Linked DNA regions of Homo sapiens: region 2 is linked to region 1. A link is a loop called in an ENCODE intact Hi-C map of the cell type or tissue named here. Cell type or tissue: mammary epithelial cell. All regions are shown on one strand. Links, peaks and the distances in the headings refer to the core of each region. The heading gives the core; the rest is flanking DNA. Region 1 overlaps LOC105373893 (a long non-coding RNA gene). Region 2 holds the start of LINC02832 (long intergenic non-protein coding RNA 2832).

Region 1 (5,385 bases), core at 104-5,103:
TGGGTATGTGTCACCAGTCCTCTTCAGGAAGATGTCAGGTCAGAACATATAAGAACATTCTCATAAATCTTTGACTTGTTAGGTGGTGAAGATGTATTTTTAAGGGCTGATCTCGATTAGATTAACTTAATATAACTTGAGGTGCACAGAGCTGTTATTTTCTTAATCAATTAATGAGCGTTGAACCAATGAATGTTGACACACTTCCCAAGTGATCAATGCATGATGTTACAAAGTCATGCATAAGTGAAAGATCCAAATGTAAATTTATTGGTATAGTTTTGGATTATTCATTGTAACTAGATATTAAGAAACCACCACTTGCAGAGTTTTGATGTTGCATCACAGACTGTGCATGCAGTCTGCAGTGTTGCATCCACAATTAATTGAAAAGGCTAGTAAAGTACTTTTCCCTTTTCACACAAAACATCTGGATGAGGCTGGATTTTCTTCATATATGTTAATGAAATTGATACATCACAACTGATCGCATGCAGAAGCAGATATAAGAATCCAGCAGATACTATTAAGGTAGACAATAAAGAGGTTTGAAAAAAATGTACAACAATGCCACTCTTCTTAATAAATGATTTATTTATTTTTGGAATTTTTGGAAATTTTACACTCTCACTGCCCACAGTATTCTTTTTGTACAGTATGTGTAAAAATCTAGTGTAAAATTATTTTTGGAATTATTTATTTAGTTTTGGAAAGTATAGTTATTTTTCATAAAAAGATGTCCTATAAACATAATGGACTTATCTTTCTTTAAATGAGCTTGTTTATATTTATACATAAAAGTTTTTACAGTTTTAAATTCAAATATGGTAAATATTGACATATATAATCTACATAAACAAATACTCTATGGGATCCTCAATAATTTTAAGAGTATAAATTGATCCTGAGACTAAAACTTTTGAGAGCTACTACTTAAGAGCAATTCATGTCTTCAGTTTCTATCCCAATTCTGCCATACAAATATCTGAAGTTGCTTGAGCATTAACTAAATTCCAGGTGCTTAATTGTTGCTAACCCTGGGAGGGAGGTATAATTATTACTCTCATTTACAGTCAAGGAAATTGAGGTTTACGGAGGTTTAAAAACTTGCCCAACATCTCATAGCTAGGAAGTAGTAACGATTTGAACTTAGGTGCCTGACTCCAGAAGTCCCACTCTTAACAACCTTACAACCCAGCTCAGCTGAAAAGAAAGATTTAAAAAGGAAAAGAATAGAAGGTTTTTTTTTTTAAACTATACTACACTCTTCTTAGATAGCAGTGATGTCATAGGTTTATTAAAAAAAATACTTTTGTTGTTGTTTTGGTTATACTCCTATAACTGCTCCTGTAAGGAGGACCACTTTAGTTCATCTCTGTGAGCTGAATGACTTCTCCACTCCTGGCTGCAGCCTGGGAGACAAAGTCCCAGACGTGCCTTTGTCCTTAGACCACAGGGACAGATTGGCTTTTTTCCCTGATTGCCCAGCAGCTTTTCTCTCTGGCCCTTTTTTTCAGCACAGTTTCTGTGTCTCTTCCAAATGTGTATTTCCCACTTCTCCAGTGGATGCTTGGCTCTCAGCCCGCAGCTGAGCCTGAATAAGCACGTGGGGCACAGGGACCCCATCAAGTACACACGTGGCAACAAAGCCACCCACTGGGCTCCTGATAGGGTGAATCGCACAGCTCAGGGACTTTCTCAGGAGATGTTCTCTTCTGGTCCTTCCAGAGCCATAGTCATGCCCATGTGGGCTCAGGAAACAGGAGCCCTCTGGGTCATGTGATAATTGGTGATCACCTTGTCATCACTAGCTCATGATGTAAAGATGAAGTCTAGAGATGCCTTGACTGGAGGGTTTCAGTTTGTGTAATAGCAAGTGGCATTTCAAGGCACACCATTTGGAAAATTCTCCCATGATATAAACACTGTAAATATTTATTTAAGCTCCCCCAACCTCCCACTGCCATTTCAGAAGCAAATTATTCAAGAGGCTAGATTTTTACACATAGTGTACATAAAGAATACTGTGGGCAGTGAGAGTGTAAACATCCCAGCCATGCAATCTAACTCTTAGTAGAAATTACTTTCCTTGGGACCTAGATGGCATTTCAGATTAGAAATGGTGATTTATGGTGCTTAACCAATTTGCCCAAAGGCATACAGTTAGTAAATGACTTTGGAATCAGATAGAACTTGGATTAAATTCCATTCTTGTTAGTTATCTGTGCAGTTTCTGCATGTTGCTTAATGTTGCTGAGTCTTGATTTCTTTCTTTCTTTTTGTTTCTGAGACAGAGTCTCACTGTGTTGCCAGGCTGGAGTGCAGTGGAATGATCTCGGCTCACTGCAACCTCCACCTCCTGGTTCAAGCAATTCTTCCACCTCAGCCTCCCGAGTAGCTGGGACTACAGGCATATGCCACCATGCCCAGCTAATTTTTGTATTTTTAGTAGAGATGGGGTTTCACCACGTTGGCCAGGATGGTCTCGATCTCTTGACCTCGTGATCCACCAGCCTCGGCCCCCTAAAGGGCTAGGATTACAGGCATGAGCCACCACGCCAAGCGTTGATTTCTTTATCTATAAAATAGAGATCGAAATGCTGTGATGATTAAATAAAATAAGGAATATCAAGTTCTGAGCACAGTCTGGTGCATAACATGTGCTCGATAAATTTTCCATGATGATCATTGTCCTGTTATCTATTTTATTATTTTACAACTCTTATCTGTTCTCATGATGATTCCTCCACCTACTGGGACCATGAACAGTAAGCTGTCTGTGTTCAGTCAATACCTAGCTCAATGCTTAGTATTTGGGGTCCTTAATAACTATTTGAATGAATGAACAAAAGAATGAACAAATGATAAGATTATGACAAGAGATTTTTATTGATAAGTGAATTTCTAAATGGAAATGCTGGGAAATCTTGTTGAAATTATCTGAGGCTCAGAAATGACTGGTAGTGTGAACAGCGAGGAACTAGGTGAAAGAATGTCTTTGGGTGGGAAGAAATCCAGAACGCAGAGCCTCTGGCTCACTCATGTGGGCATCCATGTACAAGTGTTTCTGTCTCTGACTGATGACAAACCTTTCCTGGAGGGCTATTAAAATGCTTCTATTCTTAGGTAACTTTTGAACTAGGTATTTTGCAGGGAAATGGGAAGTTTCTTTGACCTTTGAAAATCTGCCCCTAATTCAGTTTCTCTGGTTAGGAAATGATTCCTCTGGATTAACTAGTATTTAGGGTAGTATAACTACAGTTAAAAAACAAAGACCCAAATGTGCATTTCTTGCTCTTTAACCACATTGGGAGGGAAAATATGTATTAATACATGGGATGGCTATCTTCCATTAAATAATTCAGGGAATTCAGGTTAAGAGAGGTTTGCCAGATCACCTGGGGATTATCTCCCAGTCAGCTGAATGGGGAAAGGAACATGAGCTGCATGGAAGGTTTCTTAACAGCAGCACTTATCACTCTTGTCTATATTTTATTGGCCAGAACTCAGTCACATGACCACACCAGACTGCAAGGGGATCTGGGAAATGTCATGTCCGGTTGGCACTTTCTAGTAACAATGTGCAATATATGAAGAGGAACATAAATATTTTGTGAACCATGAACTGTCTTTGCCATACTTTCAAGGAGACCTCTGGGAAGGATGATTTACTGTAAATTAGTTTGTCCCTGCCAGAGAAAGGAGATCTTTAACAGGAAGGTTTTATCCTAGAAAAGGTTGGGGTAAAAGGTTCAGGGACATCAAAGCTGAGCAGTGCAGTCCAGCTGCGGGAAAGAGAGCTGGGACAAGCCTATGTCCTACGGTCCTGGACTCCTCAATGTGAGAAGTAGTGCTTCAGGACAGGACAGGAGAAATACAAGATAGAGACATAAAGTCATCTAATTCACACTTTGCCAAGGATAAGAAATGGCTGCCCTCCAAGGAGCAAAATGGTGCTTGTGGGCGGCCTTTGCAATAAAGTACTTACAAGCCATTTGGGGGCTCTGCTCAGGTGTCTCAAGCTGTGGGGAAAGAATAAGGACATGTTTCCCCCATACTACTTTTACCCCTTCAAGAAGAAGAGGCAGGCTCATTATGTCTCTAGGTGGATTTTATAGTTCTGGATTTGAGCCTAAAAGTTGCATGTGGTTTTCAAATACTTATTTTATCACACTCCATGATTACCTCCATTATGTGTGGCTAACATTGAGTCTTTTCAGATTTAGTAGGGATATAAAAGGTTTAAATAAGACCAATATCAGATGTGTCTGGGATTCCATTTCTTGCATGCGCACTGTAAATAAACGCTAATGAAAAATATTTGAGTTCCAAATTCTGCCACCCCAAATCCTACAAATATGCACATTAAAGCCCCATAATCCCATAAAAGCCTTTTTACTTGTAAATAACACTATCTTGTTTTCCATCTCAAATTTCTTCTCCTGTAATTACACAATATTTGGTTTCCCCTTTTTAGGCAATTCAAATTAAAACTTATTTCATTTCATAATTACAAACATTCATTTTGAGTAAAGACTAATCTGACGGGAATTTGGTTCCAGTGATATTGTAACCCAGACTTATAATAGCAAAGCAATCCATCTCCTGACTAATGTCTTGGAATCTTTTACAACTCTACCCCGGCTAAACATTTGCCTTTGGAAAGTTTTATCCTTTTCCTTGAAATAATAATGCTTTATTAAGAGCACAGTGTGATTTGAGTTTTTTAAAAATAATGATTTAAATCAAAGACTTCAAGATATAAAGAATTTAAAGGGTGAGCCATTCTACCCTCTTAGTTTTGGGTTATTTTATAACTCCCATGAGCTTTAGAGTGGAACGTTGCTTAGAAAAATGTTCATTATTAAGTTAGGTTTCAACTGTTTCCTGAAAAAAGGAGAAAGAAAATATTCTTTGTCTGGGTATCATAATAGGTGATAATTTTGAAATACTAGATAAAGTATATGTTATTGCTATTCCGAGTATAGATAGAGTAGAATAAGATCATGGCTGACTGATCATTTAGGCATAGAGAGTTAATATCTAGGAAAACACAGTGTTCATTAAAATGAGAGAAAAACATCACATGGAGTGTTTGCAGAGTGATCATTGCTTATCTATTAATGTATAAAAACCACTCCAAAACATGGTGGTTTAAAACGATGCATTACGTTGATTACAATGATTCATTCCTCTCCTGTGTCCTGGGGGTTGATGAACTCAGCTGGGTGGTTCTTGCTTATTGGGGTACCTCATGTGGTTGCAGTCAGATAGTTGCTGATGCGGAGACATCTGAAGCTTCTATTCCTTGTATGTCCAGCTTTGAGGCTGGAACACCTGCAGGCTGTTGGATCTTTCTCTCTCCAATGGTCTCAATGTGTGGCT
Region 2 (5,385 bases), core at 307-5,306, 490 kb before region 1:
AGAAGCTCCACATCTGGAACTGGGGGTAAGACTATTGCTTGATAGAGCACCTTGACCTGGGGCAATGTGGAGGGGACACCCTGGCTACGGAATCTGGGGTACACAGGAGGAAAATGAGGTCCAAAGAGGTAATTAAGCACCTCGTTCCACATCAGGAAGCTGGGCAGGGGCCCAGCAGAGACTAAAACCTAGACTTTCTGCGTCTCAGTCAGGCCCCTTTCCCTCCCTCACCAAGACAAAGCTGTGATTTCAAGCATTTTATGATCTTGGAATAAAGGAACACTGCCATGATTAATGGGAAGTTCCTGCCTTCTTATCCCATTTTGTGTTCTTATCTCCATCTGCCAAGAAGACACCCAAAGCTCTAACTATCGTTCGGTTGTAAGGAATGTTTAGAATTGAAGAGCTGCTTTGACACAATTAAAAGCTTCCAGAAGGCTGTTACGGCACCAATTATTTACTTAGCGATAGCGAGCTATTTAAATTTCATTATGGAGTAGAAAATAGGGAGATAAGAACAAAATATGGTCAGGCTGACTGTGACCTCAAAACCTCTGCTCCTTTTGCTCATAAAAGATAGCAGAAGCAGAACATTCTGATTCAAGGATCATTTTGCGAAACTGCATTCTCTTAAACAGAATTGTTTCTTAATCTCTTCGTGGGCTGCTAATGGGCCGTTTATCAGGGTGTTCCAAGGCAAAGTGAATCCGGAAGAAATAGGGCTACTGACTTTGGGACGAGTCTCCCTGTGTTGCAGGTGGTTGGACAATGACTCAGTGACTTCCACTTTAAGCTAAATAAGATTCACTATTGTAAAGTCATAGACATGCATCCCAAAGCAAACGGAGGAATGAACATGCTCTCCATTTTCCTGACTGTTTTCTAGACATCATTTTAATTGTTGAAACTCTCCTTTTTCTCCTCTGGTTCCCATTCCAGGTTGTTTTCTGTAGTTATGTTAACCATAACATTTCCAATGACACAACTTCTCATTTTGTTCTTTGCATAGGGAGCAGGGAGGGGCACTAGGGTATGGCAGGGTGGAGGATGTGGTTTGGGGCATTGTCAAAAGGAGCACTTACCTGATGTGTGTATATATTATCTATTTAAGTGAGGTATAATTTACATACAGTAAAACCCACTCTTCTTAGAGTATACTTTTATGAGTTTTGACATGTAAATTCAGCTGTATGACTACCACCGAAATCAAGGTATAGAACAGGTCCGTCACTCTAAAGTGTTCTCTTCTGCTTCTTTGTTGTCAATTCCTCTCTTCTACCTCCAACCCCTGGCAACCTAGTGGCTCAGTTTCTTGTCTCCATGGTTCTGCCTTTTCCAGGAAGTCATATACAAGGAATCACACAATGTGTAGTCTTTTGAGTCTGGATTTACTCACTCAGCATAACGCATTTGAGGTTCATCCATGTGGTGGTATGTTTGTTGCTTTGTTGTTGTTGTATGTTTGTTGTCATTTGTTGTTTTGTGTTGCCGAGCAGGGTTCTGTTGTATACTGCAGTATGTTTTGCTCTTCACCAGTTAAAGGACATGGGGATTTTTTCCAGTTCTTGGCAATTATAAATAAAGCTGCTTTAAACATTCATATACAGGTTTTTGTGTGGCTCTATGCTTTCATTTCTTTCTTTTTTTTTTTTTTTGAGACAGAATCTTGCTCTGTCACCCAGGCTGGAGTGCAGTGGTGTGATGTCAGCTCACTGCAAGCTCTGCCTCCCAGGTTCACACCATTCTCCTGCCTCAGCCTCCCGAGTAGCTGGGACTACAGGTGCCCACTGCCATGCCTGGCTAATTTTTTGTATTTTTTAGTAGAGACGGGGTTTCACCGTGTTAGCCAGGATGGTCTTGATCTCCTGACCTCGTGATCTGCCCGCCTTGGCCTCCCAAAGTGCTGAGATTACAGGCATGAGCCACCGCGCCCGGCCATGTTTTCATTTCTTTTGAGTAAATATCTAGGAGTGGTATTGTTTGGTCATGTGGTAAGTTTATGTATAACTTTATAAGAACGTCATGTTTAATTTCACAAGAAATTTATTTATGTTTGTCTTTCTAAATAATATATGAATTTGATTTTGTTTTTAGTTTTTTACAAGGGTATCATGCTGAGGTAATCTTTTAGTAATTAACATTTTTTTCACTTAGAATCATGATGTTAAGATTTATCCATATTGTGACATAGTTTATTCATTCCTCTCTCTTCTTGATGGGCATTTGGTTGTTTCCAGGATTTTGTTATTGTTTTGTTTTACTACTGACAGTCTTATATATGTCTCTTGTATTAGTTATCTATGTCTGCATAAGAATATAACCCTTTTTTTTTTTTAAGTAGAGACAGGATTTCACCATGTTGGCCAGGCTGGTCTTGAACTCCTGACCTCAAGTGATCCACCCACTTCGGCCTCCCAAAGTGTTGGAATTACAGGTGTGAGCCACTGCACTTGGCCAATATAACCCAACACTTAGTTACTTAGATAACATACATTTGTTACCTCACAGTTTCTGTGAGTCAGGAGTCTGGGCAGGGCTTAGCTTGGTCCTCTGCTTCAAGTCCTCACAAGTCTGCAGTCAAAGTGTTGGCCAGGGCTGTGCTCTAATCTCAAGGCTTGACTGGGGAAGATTCACTTTCAAGTGCATGTGGTTGTTGGCAGGATTCGGGTTCTTGCAGTTTGCCAGGCCAGGGCTTCATTTTCTTGCTGGCTGTCGGCAGAGGGCACCCTCAGTTTCTTGTCATGTGGGCCTCCCCAGAGTGATCACCTGCTTCATTAAAACCGGCAAGGGAGAGGGTCTGCAGGCATGACAAACATTATATTCTTAGGTAAAATAATCACAAGACATATCATCCATCAACATGACCATATTCTCTTGGTTAGAAGCAATTCACCAGTCTTGCCCACAGTCAAAGGAAGGAGATTGCACGTATAAATACCAGAAGGAAGGGATAGTTGGTGATCATTTTAGATTCTATCTGCCTCAATTGCTACACATGTGTATGATTTTCTCTGTGCTTATACCTGGGAGCAAATTGCTGTGTCCAAGGGCATTCTTTTCTTAATAATGCTCTTTACTTAAAGGCTATGTTTTGTGGAATGAATATAGCTAGGTCAGCTTTCTTCTGATTAATATTTATGTACTATGTCTTTTTCCATTCTTTTGCTTTCAGTCTTTGCATATCTGTATGTTTGAGGTACGTTTTTTTGTAAATAGCATGTGTCAAAATTTTACAAATGAATCTAATCTGTCACACCTTATGTTTTAAGTGGTGAGCTCAATCCATCTACCTTTATTATAATAAATTACATACATGGACCAATTTTTATCATTCTGACTTGTTATTTCAGCTGTGCTACTTTTTCAATGCTTTCTTCTATTTTTCTTACTTTTATTTTTAATAATATATTTTTATCTCCCTAATTCTTCTTAATGAAGTAAAAATCTAAGATTCCTGGCTCCCTCCCCTGCCCTGTTATGTTGATATAACCTAGGCTTCTAATTCTGCGTTGTTACAGATATATTTTCTCCTTTTCATTGGTCTTAGCTTGCTTTTTGCTTTTTAAGCAATAAGAGTTTATCAAGGTGTTTGATCACCGTTGTTCCACAAATCTCTTGCAGTCTCCTGGATTTTTCTCTCTCATACATAGTACTTTAGCCAAAACAGTTTACAATGCACATCTTTCTGCAGCAAATCTTCTATGCCTGAGAATATTTTTATTTGACCTTAATATTTGAATGACAGTTTGGTTGACTATAAAATAATAGGTTCTAAATTCTATTTCCTTCAATTCTGTCAAAACGTTACTCCATTTTTTTTTTGCATCCAATATCGTTGATGCCAATCTGATTCTCGTTCTTTTGTATGTGGTCTCCTCTTTTTATGACAGCTTTTAGAACTTTTTTTTGTTTTATAAAAATCTTAAGTTTTATTATAGTATACCTAGGTATGAGTTTTTCCTTTATTTCTCTCTCATGTGTGTGTGTGTTTGTGTGTATTCTGCTCTCACTTTCTCTCTCTATAGATGTGGCAGAATAATTGATCTTTGTTATGTCCTCAAATCTTCTTCCCCTCTATTTTTTTTCTTTTTTAAATAGAACTCCTACTGTCTGGATGTTAGTACCTCTGCATCTGTTCTCCTTATCTCTTAGCTTTTCTTTTTATTAGTATATTGTCTATTTCCTTGTCCTTTTCATCTACCTTCTGATATATGTTTTTTCAATCTGATATACCAAATCACTAATTTGTTCTTCAGTAGCATCAATTCTGCTCTTTATTTGTATTTTTATATTTTTATTACTAGTATTTCTGCTTGATTCTCTTTATATATTTTTTTGCTTCTTATTAATTTTCCTTCTATCTTTTAATATATTTACCAGGATGATTAAAAATACTTGATCCATCTGTCCTAATATTTCTGCTTCTGTTGGAATTTGTCATCCAGGAGGCCCTCTTCCTTTAGAGATGTCTGTGCTCCTCAAATGTCCTGTTATTTTGTTTTGTGTGCTCATTTTTTCCCTAGGGCACTGACTCCACAGGCAGTACAAGTTGAGAAAGGCAGGTCCAGGCGTGTTAGCTCCAGTGAACTCAGGGGATGGGGCTAGATGAGCCCCAGGGTGGAGAGCTCTGAAAATTATATTCCGTTGCTCCTTATCTCACAAAATAAGCTTTTAGCTCAGGCCTTCATCTTTTGTCCCTCAGAGAGAAGCAGATTTGCAGGAGACAGTCAGAATTCAGTGGTTTTAAATCTTGGCTGCACATTCAAATGACCTGGGAAGCCTCTACAAATCTGGATGCCTGGGTCATGCTCCAGAGCAATTTCAATGGAATCTCTAGAGGTGGAATCCAAGTACTTTCAAGCTCCCCACATGATTTGTATCTTCAGCCAAGTTTGAGGCCCACCATCAAGACCAGATTGTCACTTTCCAGCCCTGGGAGTTTGAAGGGGAAGAGACATAGAAATAACTTCCAGATTATTTCTTCTGAGGATCCTCAGTTTCTTCTGAGGATATCTGAGCTTGGCAGGTGAGGTGCAGGCACTGTTTGCCCCAAGGAGATATGGGGTTGGTGAGAGCAGAATTCCACCAGTTTTTCTATTTTCTCTTCCCACAACCCTGCTGGGCTGCTTCCTGCCTTGGGACAAAGCCACCACTTCACAACCTCATTTGAAATAACATCCCCAGTCAACTCAAGAGCTTCTCACAGTGTTCTCTTCTTTACTTTTCTGGCTCCTGTGGGGTTAATAGGGGTGAGAGGTGGGATGGACATCCAGCAGCCTCGCTAGTTCAGCATCTTGGCCTGAACTGGAGCTACTTAGGGTATGATGAAGGGACCGGAAGCATCAGCATCTCTTAACAGCTTGCTAGAGATGCAGAATCCCAGGC

The links. Hi-C counts contacts between places; a loop is a spot of excess contacts. Peaks named below come from ENCODE experiments on the same cell type or tissue, not always from the same donor. Only the 100,000 strongest peaks of a DNase experiment are listed, where the experiment ranks them.
Region 2: a loop joins it to region 1, with 10 times the contacts of the local background. A loop is called at or near these places in 3 of 110 quality-filtered maps.

The regions. Positions count from the first base shown.
Region 1 is chr2:220,223,224-220,228,608 of GRCh38, forward strand. The region is part of intron 2 of LOC105373893 (a long non-coding RNA gene); the gene reads left to right. Among named protein-coding and RNA genes, the nearest start is that of MIR4268, 320 kb to the left of the region's middle. In mammary epithelial cell, for the core only: a CTCF peak has its summit at 2,484; DNase peaks (open chromatin) are centred at 1,868 and 2,178; H3K27ac peaks cover 3,088 bases.
Region 2 is chr2:219,728,751-219,734,135 of GRCh38, forward strand. LINC02832 (long intergenic non-protein coding RNA 2832) reads left to right here and starts at 1,243. Exons shown (of 2, transcript NR_185880.1): 1 at 1,243-1,431. In mammary epithelial cell, for the core only: no CTCF peak of the experiment used is centred there; DNase peaks (open chromatin) are centred at 2,531 and 4,551; H3K27ac peaks cover 265 bases.